Linked DNA regions of Homo sapiens: region 2 is linked to region 1. A link is a loop called in an ENCODE intact Hi-C map of the cell type or tissue named here. Cell type or tissue: sigmoid colon. All regions are shown on one strand. Each heading gives the region's core, and the rest is flanking DNA. Links, peaks and the distances in the headings are about the cores only.

Region 1 (5,863 bases), core at 502-5,501:
TGTCTGGCCCTGCCCCAGGCGGCTCCCACCTCGGCTGCTGCTCCCTCACCAGGGGTTTGGAAGTTGCCCTGGAGCTGCCTCTGCCCTGGAGTTGGCCTGGAGCAAGGTGGTGTCTGCCCAGCCTGGAGTATGGGAAACTCATCCCAGCACCAACAACTGGGTCTAGCTTATGCTCCCTCAAAGATCTTGCAAGAGGAGTTGCTTCTCTTTCGCAGCTTTAAGAAAAGAGAGGCCCATTTCCAATGGAAAACAGACCCTCCGCGGGGGCTGGGTTGTTATTTTCCTCAGACCTGGATGCATTTAACTCAGCCATGTGGTCCCCCCGGATCAAATAAGCCGGTTTCCAGATCTGCCTTTCGCTCAAACGGTTTCAATGCCACTCCACAGTGTTATTCAGGGATTGATCCTTGTGCTGGCAAGACCAGAGGAGAGGCCAAAGCAGGCCCAGATGCGCAAGCTCCTGGAGCAGGAGGCCAGGCTGTCCAACTCACTTATGCAGCACCCACAGTAGGTCAGGCAGGGAAAAGCCTCTGATGAATGATGAGATTTTCAGTTTCATGGCCTGCTATCAGCCCAGTATTTATTTGATCCAAGGAGCCTATTTTTACAGAATACTTCATGACATCTTTCTGCTAACCCACACTACACACTAAAGAGCAGCAGAAGACTGCAAGCCTCATGAGGAAAGACAGCGCGTCTGTCCCGATCACCACATAGGATGTCCCCAGCATCTTGCATAGGGCCTGCTACACAGCGGATACTCAGTAGGTAAATGTAATTATTGAATGAATGAATGGCAGAAAATATTACAGCATTTCTGTAGTCTAAGAGCAGTTCTCAAATTTCAGTGTTCATAAAAATCACCCGGAATAATTAAAATATAGATTTCTCCACCATCACACCCCGATCCAAGATTCTGTTTCTCCTTCTCAGAGGTTCTGGAATTTGCATTTTTTACAAATCTTTCCAAGTAATTCTGTTGCCAACAGTTAGTAGCTCACATTTTGAGAAAGTCTTATCTCTGAAGTTCCCTTACAACAGGTTCCCTCAGGGTCTTGGGTAACTAAACTCCCCCCGCCCAGGGGACTCACTTTTCACTTCTGCATGGTCCACGGCGAATAGGTTTGCTCTACTCTTTTAAATTCAAGGAGAGGCTGAGGAATTAGCGTTGGCAGAGGTGGCTGGTATCCTTGGATGGAAGGTATTATAAATGCAAAGCGCTATTAAAATCACAAAACCTTTTGAATAAAAAGCCTTTCTTAATAATCCATCCACTTTTCTTAATCATAGTTTTTCTTCTACAAGTCTTAGAAGTACCCTGGAAAAAAAAAATCAGCTTATTTTGCAGAGAAACAACAAATTCCAACACTTGCTTTATGCTGGTCAATGTCCAGCCTTGCTGCTTCCAAACATTTCATATATGGGGCCTCTATTCTCTATAGTCTACAAGATGACAGGCACCTCCCTGTCAGGGGTAAGCCTGCAGCTCTCTTTCTGGATGACACATTGGAGGCAGTGGGAAGCTTGGTTTCAGAATGCTTACTAAGGTCAAAGCAGCACCTTTGGGAGCTGATTCAAATGTCTTCTAATCCCAGAGGGGCCATTATTGTCCGTAACGAACACAGAACTTTCATTCATACAATTCATAGCAGTCTCCCCAACACTCAGATCCAGCAGTGGGGAACATGGCTGAGTTTTGAGCCAACTCTTTAAGCAAGGAAAGGTAACTCAAATGCTGGAAGTATTACATGATAGAATGCCCAGGCCTGGAAACATTCTGAAGTCTTTTTTTAGTTATTCAGAAATGACAAAGGAAATTATTTACTCCAGAAAGGTTTGCAGATTGGTGTGGCTGAGGGATCCAAGAAAGCATTTTTCCTATGTCTTCCTCCCTCTCCCTACTCCTGCCAGTAACCAAGTGACAACAATATTGCTAGTCATCTATTTTTTTAATCATGTGATTTTCTTACAAAAGACAAGGACAATTGCTCAGATTGTTGTTTCCAAAAAAAAGGCACATGATGGTTAGATGAGATTCCATACAGCTGTTAAATGCTTCCAGCCAGTCCTATCCAGGATTTTGAAAATTATAGCCATGTTTTTAATGGAATAACAATTATTGAAGACAGAAAAATGGAGTCAGAGGGGAACTAGAAACTTACAGATAATATTGATTTAAAAAATATAGCTCATAGGGCTCTAAGAACTTTTGAGTCTCAGAAGATGTGTTTACAAGTACACATGAAGTTTTCTATTCAGGTTTTTTGGGAGGTTTTTTGTTTGTTTTTGTTTTTGTTTTGAGATGGAGTCTCGCTCTGATGCCGAGGCTGGAGTACAGTGGTGCGATCTCAGCTCACTACAACCTCTGCCTCCCGAGTTCAAGCAATTCTCCTGCTTCAGCCTCCCGAGTAGCTAGGATTATAGGCATGCACCACCACGCCTGGCTAATTTTCATATTTTTGGTAGAGACGGGGTTTTGCCGTGTTGGCCAGCCTGGTCTGGAACTCCTGACCTCAAGTGATCCGCCTGCCTCTGCCTCCCAAAGTGCTGGGACTACAGGCGTGAGCCACTGTGCCCAACCAATTCAGGGTATGTTTTATCACGACTTCCAATTATTTCTAAACAGAATTGCTTGACCTCAGGAGGTCCTCCTTTTCACCAAGACATTGTTTTGGTAGGTGTAGGGAAATAAAACAGGAAAAACTTTTCTGTCTTGCAAAGGAGAATTAATTATTTTCCTTTCAAAATAATATTTAATTCTAAAATATTTCAAAAATATTTGAATATTTCAAGTGTTTCAAATTAAATTTTTTTTAAAAGTCAGAACATGAAATCCACATACTTTATCCAATCCCATTAGGCTGGGGAGAGATGGAGACACACCCCCATCACACAACCGAGGCAAAAACTACAAATAACACTGCGGTGTCCTTCTCAGATGAGGTGGCTTGAAAACAAATCACATATCTATTTAATTAAGGGTGGCCAGTTGTCTTGTTAAAAAATAAACGAACAAACTCAGAGACTATAACTGTCCCAAGATGAGCACATCCTAGCTGTGTCTATAGACATGCAACACTTTCTGGGGGAAAGTAGATAAACTGGCATTTCAGTCTTGTTAATGGCAATTTTGGAAGTAGGAGCTAAGTGAAAGGGCTGACTCTGTCCCTGGAGCCCAGAGAAAAATCTATATGTAAAGAAAGGATTCTGCAGCCCTGGAGATGGCTGGCTGGAGGGCAGGCCAATGATCCCTTTTAGACATTTCATCATTGCCCATACCTTTCTCTCTTGCCATTGTACTTGCCTCGGTTGAAGTAATAGCAGCTCCAGACTTGTCAAAATACTTGGGGGTTCTTGGTCTGCTTTTAATTTGGTGGAATGTTGGCAGATGTGGGCTGGCTCACCAAAGAAGAATGTCTTTGGCTGTGTCCAGTGGTCAACTGCACTGGCCAGTTGCTTCAGGCTCAGTGGAAGGCTGTTGATGACCCAAAGTCAGGCAGGCCTGGCTCCAAACTTCTTGTTAGGATGGCTACAGGGCTGCCTCAGGAGAATTGTTAGTATTTAGCCAGGGCTAAACACAGCCACAAGGCTATATTTGGGAAAGGAGTCTTAAATGCTTCCAGTTCACCTGTGTAACTACTCTGACACTAGGGGTTGGGGTGGACTTTAATGATAGGGGAAGGCTTTGAGCTGGACTTTGATAAGGAAGGGAGGAGAAAGACATTCCAGATAAACAGACATTCTGGATAAACAGACCTTCCAGCATGCAAAAAGGCTGGAAGCATAAAAGGGAATGGAGTGTGACTGGTGCATATGGTGGAGATGCAAAGGCAAAGGTTGGTTGGGAAGGACCTTGCATGCTGTCTGAGTACCTTCAGGCTGCTATAATAAAATACCATAATCCAGGTGGCTTAGAAACCACAGAAATTTATTTCCCTGTTTTAGAGGCTGGGAAATCCAAGACCAAGGCCTCTCCCTTTCCTGGTTCACAGATGGCACTTTCTAGGAAGAGGTACCTAGAGCTAGGTACCTCTTTTGGGTTTCTTTTGTGAGGGCACTAATCCCATTCATGAGGGCTCCACTCTCATGACCGAATTACCTCCCAAAGGCCCCACCTCCTAACCCCATCACCACAAGGGTCAGGATTTCAACATTTGCAACATTTAAATGGGGCGGTAGAGGTACACAAACATTCAGATGGTAGTATGTGTCATAGATTCAAGTTTATGCTGAGACACCAGGCTAACATTCCTTTAGAAGAATAACCCTCCAGCCTGTGAAAGATTCTTCCAGGGGGCCTCTGAGTCCTCTCACCCACTGGGTGCTCTTGGTATGTCCACTGTGAGGTGAGGGTTCCAGGAAGTAATTAAAAAGCAGTCATTTGTTAATAGGGTGAACATATAATTAATCACCCAAACCTGAACACTTTGAGTAACAAGAGGAACTTAACCATAACTGTGCTGGGACAACATCTTTTCCTAAGCAAATCAGAACATTTGATTGCTCTCATTTTGTGAGCCCTTTCTATATGCCAAGCACTACCATAGGGGGTTAACTCAGGTTATTTAATTTCCACAGTAACCCCAGTATGCAGGTATAATTCCTCCCATCAAAAATGAGTCTAAAAAGCAGAACTGGCATCCTCTGCATTCCTTTTCCAGTTCCAGAATCTTCCTCTTGCACCCTCATGTTAAAAGCTGTATCCATGCTTACAGCATCAGCCTAACCTGCTGTGTGCCCTTCCCAGTCACTGACATCTAGCAGCTACTGGCTCTGCATTTCTCCCCCAAATTAAAGGCACTGGCACTTAAATGTGACTCCTCTCCACCCCAAGTCCCTTGGTTAGCTCTGAAATCTAATTTGCATGCTACATTCAATCTTGAGGCCCTATCATCCCCTAACCTCTTCTACTCTAGGGCCCTGGCCTTCACAGCTTCTCAGACACCTGCTGCCATGACCTCACCCCAGACCCTCCCTCAACCTCCTATTCTATCTTTCCCTTACTCCCATTCTGCCTGTTATTGTCACCAAAATCATTAGTCCTTTAATGCCTTCATACACCCAGTTGGTGATGTGTTGGCCAATGTTTAACAACCTGCTCTGTGGGGAAATAACGTGTGCCTGTATTTACGTACATAAATTAAGAATTTACTGATATAAAAGATGAGTAACAATTTACAAATAATAAAACATACAATACTCTCTATTGTAAATTATATTAGGTCAATTGATTCTCACAGAATTCTTTCACTGATTTTTATGGTCAACTTTTATCCGTAGCCAACATATGGTGGCAATCCAACCAGGACTTGACAAATGGACTCGCATCCCAATGCATTTTTTTTCTCAGATTTACTTTCTCAATCAACTGATGTGATTTAACTGTTAAACCATTTCTCACTCTCACCCAAATTATATTAGTGAAGCTGAAACTCTGCTTAGTGTCAGCACAGCAGCAGTGTAACAGTGAAACAGCACAAGAGCTAACATAACTAACTCCATTTTGGTTTAAGTGGCCCTTACCCATTTCTGCACATAGGCAAGGATAATTTTAGAGTACTATTAATATGCAAAAACAGCAATCATGTAGTTTTAAAAACTAACTCTGGGATTAAAGGAGAAGTATGTAAACAACTATGTTTTTGTTAAAGATTTATAGGAGCGTTGTGACCTGACCAAGGACAAAGAAGTTCCTTGAACACTTGCTGGCACCCAGATGTCGGTGGTTATCTGTTACCTCTTGATCTCAATCCCCTCCCCTTCCTTCTGCCCTTAACATAAAAAGAGCCTAAAATTTGTACTGTCTGAAGATGGTACTTTAGAAGGCTAGTTCCCCATCTTCTCGGTTTCCTGGCTTTCCAAT
Region 2 (5,863 bases), core at 381-5,380, 170 kb before region 1:
CCTGGACCAGCAGCTTCAGCCTACCTGGGAATGTGCTGGAAATGCAAATTCTCAGGTCCCACCCCAGACCTGTTGAATCCAAAACTACGAGGATGGAGCCCAACAATCCCCCCAGTGATTCTGATGTAGTTTCAGAAGCACTAATATAAGGCCTCTAGAACAGTGCCTGGAGAACAATCATTGTTAGTTCATCCTTGTAGAGATTCTGAGCATATGTGAGGGATTATTGACTTGGAGCCTAATATGTCAACTGGGCACATTGCTGGGCCCCAATAGCATCTCCACTCTCAGGCTTACAATTCAGCCATGACTGTGCATGCCCCCCTGTCAATTTGTACTTGGTATAAATCAGATGATGCCCAGGTCTGAATTACACCTAAGTGTATAGCAGTATGGGTGAAAGTGACCTAAAGGAGCAGCTTTCCAGACCCTGCCCACTCTCCCCCTCCCATCCCCACTCAAACCTTCTCTATACCAAGTGCAGGGAAGCTCTCCTGGCCCGGGGGAGACACAGGGGATGCAGCCAGCACCTCTGAAGCAGCAAATGTGAAAATTCCAAGGTTCTATGGGAAGCTGTATGACTGCCTGCTTCTCTTCAAGTTGGAAGGAAAGGCCAACCCTCAGCTGAAGCCGCCAATGCTTGCCATTTTTTGGTTGGTTATTTGGTTTTTCTTTTCTTTCCTTTTTTTGTTTTTGGCTGTAAGTTGTAAAATAATTTTTTTATTCTTTGGATGAGACTGATATCCATGTTTTGTCATGGATGCCTGGAGTGCAGAGAACATTATGTGACAAATCTATGATATGCTAACTCCAATAAAACATTCTCTGGGCTGGGGACTCATCCAGACATTGGGGGTGCTGGACCCTGCCTGGGTCAATGGGTGTGGAAGGAAGGCTTCTTGATAAGTTATCTCAGGGTGTATGAAACCTGTTTATCCTGGAAAAAAAAATTAAAAAGAAGATACCAAGTTCCTCCAGACAAGGGATATCCAAGACTTTGGTTAATGGAAAAAAAACAGGTCTGCTTGGAGGTGATAAAGGAGAAAATCACATTTGGCAAATATGAAAAGGTCAAGTACCAGGTGTATTTGTCTGGTCTCATGCTGCTAATAAAGACATACCGAGACTGGGTAATTTATAAAGGAAAGAGGTTAATTGACTCACAGTTCAGCATGGCTGGGGAGGCCTCAGGAAACTTGCAGATATGTCCTTTTTCACATGGCAACAACAAAGTGCCGAGCAAAAGGGGGAAAGCCCCTTATAAAACCATCAGATCTCATGAGAACTCACTCACTATCACAAGAGCAGCATGAGGGTAACCGCCCCCATGATTAAATTACCTCCCACCGCGTCCCTCCCACGACACGTGGGGATTATGGGAACTACAATTCAAGATGAGATTTGGGTGGGGACACAGCCAAACCACATCACCAAGCCAGAAGGAAGACAGTGCACACCACAGATGTGGCCTGGAACTATGAGCCAGGAAATGTCATCAAATAAAGTAACAAAATAATCCATTTAACACAAACTGAACACCAAACAGCAGTCATCCATTCACTACACAAATGTTAATTGAGCACACCCTCTGTCTTAGGCCTGTGCTATGCCCTGGGCACACATGCAGCTGGAGAAACACTGGACAGTCAACAAGGAGCATGAGAGCACAGGTGTCCACGGGAGAGCCCAGAGGAGGCGAAGAAAGCCGTGGTCTGAAAGATCAGGGTCCCTTAACCAGGGACACTGACAGGCTGGACAGACAGGTGTCCTCATGCAGATCTGGACCCCAAAGGGAAACAGAGCAAGGCAACTTGGGGATGTTGAGAGAAGTGAATGGCCATGGAGTTGATGGACCAAGTGAGAGGGACCAAGCCTGTGAAATATGCAGGGACCAGCCTGGAGGGCTCCCAGGCATGCTCAGGGGCTAGCAATGTGTCCCAGGGGCTCTGGGAAGCCACTGGAGGTTTGTGAGCTCTGAGCCAACTGCATCAGCACAGGTCAGCACAGGGGTGACAGACTGAGGCCACGGATTCGGAACCGGATCTGAACCTCAGTTCTATCACTTCTTAGCTTATATCCTTGGGCAAATTTCTCAATGTCTTTATGCTTCAATTTCCTCGTCTCTAAAAGGGGAGTTTCATTATCTCACAGGGTTTCAATAAGGAATAAATGACTTAAACGTACATAAAAGGCTTAGCGGCCAGGCGCGGTGGCTCACACCTGTAATCCCAGCACTTTGGGAGGCCAAGGCGGGTGGATCAGCTGAGGTCAGGAGTTTGAGACCAGCCTGGCCAACATGGTGAAACCCCGTCTCTACTAAAAATACACAAATTAGCCAGGCATGGTGGCGCACGCTTGTAATCCCAGCTGCTCGGAAGGCTGAGGCAGTAGAATCACTTGAACCCGGGAGGCGGAGGTTGCAGTGAGCCAAGATCGTGCCATTGCACTCCAGCCTGGGCAACACAGTGAGACTCTATCTCAAAAAAAAAAAAAAAAAAAGGCTTAGCATAGTGTTTGGAACATAAATGCGTAATAAATATTAGCAACTATTATTACTACTGTAACAGGGCAAATATTAATGTGGGGTTGACACAGCCTTTGCCCCTCCCTCCCACTGCCTATCAATGAGAATTCTACCAGCCCGATTTCCCCTCTTCTTCCTTATTTCAGCAGAAGATTCTTGCTTGCTGGGATCAGAGCTAACTAAGTCATCTAGTCTGACCTAGGAGGTGTTGGGGGCTGGACCTTGGTGTGGTGATGTGGAAGGGAGGCTCTTCAGGGGGTGCAAAACCTGCCTATCCTGAAAAAGAGCAGATACTGAGTTCTCCAGAGAAGGAGTATCCAAGCTTTTTTTAAATGGAAAAAAAAATGGTCTGCTTTGGTGAGGGAAGGAGGAGAGAAAAGCAATAAGGAGCTCAGATGGGGGAGAAGTCGGGGACATTTGTGTCAGGCTGTGGAGCAGCTGGGGGTGAAAGAAAAGTGGTTGGGAGGACAGAGGGAATTCAATTGAGAGCTACATTTGGACTCCTTTTAAGTTTTTTTTCTAAAGATGTAAGAATAAAATTCCCTTGTAATTAGTCTGGCTTTTGCCCTGTGTTTCTTTAAAGTTGACTCTATGCAGAGGCTGAGCCATACAGACTCCTCCTCCAGGATTTAGAAGAGTTATAGTATTAATGTTGAAAATGGGTATATGAATACCTACCCTCCAGGGCTATTCTTAGGATTAGATGTGGTAATGCAGGTTGTATCCACCAGCTTTCGATAGATTATGCTGCAAACAACCCTCAAATCATAGTGGCTTACAACAACAAAGGTTTATGTCCTGCTCCCGTTCCATGTTCACTGTGGCTTGGCTGCCTGTCTGTACTCTGGGAACCAGACAGAGGAACCCGCCCCTATCTGCGCCAGGCTGGGCTGGTGTGGAGGGAAGAAAGGCAGAACTGCAGTGGCTCTTGGAGCTTCTGCTTAGAAGCCTGTCACTTCCAATTCCATTCCATTGGCCAAACAAGTCACACATGTCGTCAACAGGGTGGGGAGCATGATGGCCCCACTGGGAAGGGCAGCAAAGACTTGGAACAAGAACACAATCTGTCACAGATATGAAGTGCTTAGGACAGCCCCTGGCACGTGGAAAGCCCTCAATAAATGATTGCAATCATTCGTATCCATCTGCAAAATGGGAAACATAACAGTATCAGTCTCACAGGGAGTTTGAGGGTGAAGGGAGGAGATAGGCAGGAATCCCTTAGCACAGGGTCTGGCACCTTGGAAGCTGCTCAACAAAAAGCAGCTATTGGTGAGTTTTTAAGGGAACAGGACTCCCAGGGACCAGGGTAGGCAATGAGAGAAGGCTGCGGCAAGGAAGCATGTGGTGATCTGAAGCTATAGAGGATCTTAGGGTCCCCATGGGAAAGGATGCTCCTGTCTCAGGGTGTGTGGGGGGTCAGAGGCTAGACCATGGCCCCAGAGAGCCAAGGGCTGCATAGGAGCAGGAAATGCCAATTAAACTCCCACCTGACTGAACAACCTGCAGCCCACCCGCAGAGCAACACAGACCTCACTTTTTATCCAGCCTTTCCTGGGCTGCGAGGCCAAGCTGTGGCTCCAGCAGGAAGCTTCTGCTGCCTGTGTCAAGGCCCAGCTGCCAAGGCACCTGCTCCCTGCTCTTGGGCATTGCAGCTGGCAACTGTCATCCCTCCCTTTCTGCACACAAGAGAGGCAACTCCAGGCCTCCCAAACCCCAAACCCCAAACCCATGCCATCCTCCACCCAGGCCAGCAAGGCTGCTCTCCCGGCCAGGAAGGCAGGGCCAGAGTAGAAGGAGGGTCTGAGGACCACAGGCTTTCAATAAAAATAGATTAAGATCAGATTTGTTTGGAGAGGCTCCCTTTCACTCCTTTTACCCCCTGTCTCTACTATCCCCCACCACACGGCTCTCCACAGAGATCCTTACCCCCTCCCCAGGACCCCTTCCTTCTTCATCATTCCACCAGCAAATGCTTATTGGAAGCCCTCCACATGGCAGGCACGTGCTAGGTGCTGGGGATAGAGCAACGAACACGTCTTACCTCTGTCCAGCTTATGCTCCAAAGCAGGAAACAGTGAGAATCAAGAGGAAGACATAAAACAGCTCCTATGTTGGGCAATGGTGAGTGCTAAGCGGCATAAGAGGGGGTGGAACTGTAGCGTATGGCACAGAAGGTCTCTCTGGAATGATGCAGTAAAGACCTAAAGGAACAAGCAAGCCTAAAGGCAAGTATAAGGAATTAGAAAAAGAGCCAGGGGCCGTGGTGGCTGCTGCAAAGCAGTTTATTCAAGGTTTCCTCTTCCCCTCAGTTAATCCTCCCCTTCTCAAAAGGATTCAGACTAGGAAAGCAGCCAGGGAACTCCCTCTTGGACTCTGTTTCCAGAGCCATGCTCTGCACTCCTCAGATGGGTCGGTGGATGACGAGGCAAGAGGGTCTTGAGTTCAAATCTTGATTCTGCTCCATTTATCAACTTTAATGGCCATCTACATCCCTGCAACCTGCTGCCGGCAGTCCCAGGACAAGCTAGCAGCTTCCTGCACCTCTGCCTGGGTTTCTCTTTGGCCCCGGAAAAGCATCTGGTCCTCCCCCAGGACAAATTGGAAGTATTGGAGAGAGACCCTCGTGCAGCAATGAAGACCCCACACCCCTCGTCCCTCAGTGGTCTGTTCTGCATTGTCTCAGCAGGTCCTCAGCAGGACAAAGCCCAGGTCCCACAGTATAACTGTCCTCAACACACATACTGGCTTTCCTCCCATCCTGGGCTAACGCTGACATTCCCATTCCCTCCCAAATAAGCTACCTGCAATTAAATCCTTGTTCATCTGCTCTGGGGGAAACCCAAATTGAGATGTCAGCCATGAGAATCTGAGAAAATACTGCAAACTCTCTGAGCCTGTTTCTTCATCTGTATCACGGAGACCATGAAGAGTAACGAACAGTCGTCAGTGGGCACGGAGGAGGGAATGAGTCACAAGGGGTGAACAGTTCAGCGTGAACGAGCTGAACTGTAAGGCAGCTAGCCTTGTGCTTGGCACAGAGGGGCAGACAGTAACCCCTCTGAGAAAACAAATGTGATGATGTATGTGAATTCGCTCTGCAAATGACAGGCAATGCCACAAATGCACACAGGCTGCGTTGCATGGGGTTAAGAGCATGAGCCCCACAGGCAGAACACCTGGGTTAGATTCCCTACTCTGCCTCATAGCAGCAGTGTGACCTTAGGCAATGATATAGTTTGGATATTTGTCCCCATTCAAATCTCCTATCAACCTGGAATTCCCAATGCTAGGCGGCGGGGGGGCCTGGTGGGAGGTGTTTGGATCACGGGGGTGGAT

The links. Hi-C counts contacts between places; a loop is a spot of excess contacts. Peaks named below come from ENCODE experiments on the same cell type or tissue, not always from the same donor. Only the 100,000 strongest peaks of a DNase experiment are listed, where the experiment ranks them.
Region 2: a loop joins it to region 1, with 2.5 times the contacts of the local background. A loop is called at or near these places in 1 of 110 quality-filtered maps.

What each region holds. Positions count from the first base shown.
Region 1 is chr13:40,546,176-40,552,038 of GRCh38, forward strand. No RefSeq gene overlaps it. Among named protein-coding and RNA genes, the nearest start is that of LINC00598, 68 kb to the left of the region's middle. RefSeq lists enhancers at 1-58, 59-559. In sigmoid colon, for the core only: no CTCF peak of the experiment used is centred there; a DNase peak (open chromatin) is centred at 3,466; H3K27ac peaks cover 258 bases.
Region 2 is chr13:40,372,483-40,378,345 of GRCh38, forward strand. All of the region lies in intron 6 of LINC00598 (long intergenic non-protein coding RNA 598), which reads right to left. Among named protein-coding and RNA genes, the nearest start is that of LINC00598, 110 kb to the right of the region's middle. In sigmoid colon, for the core only: no CTCF peak of the experiment used is centred there; a DNase peak (open chromatin) is centred at 3,409; H3K4me3 peaks cover 1,224 bases.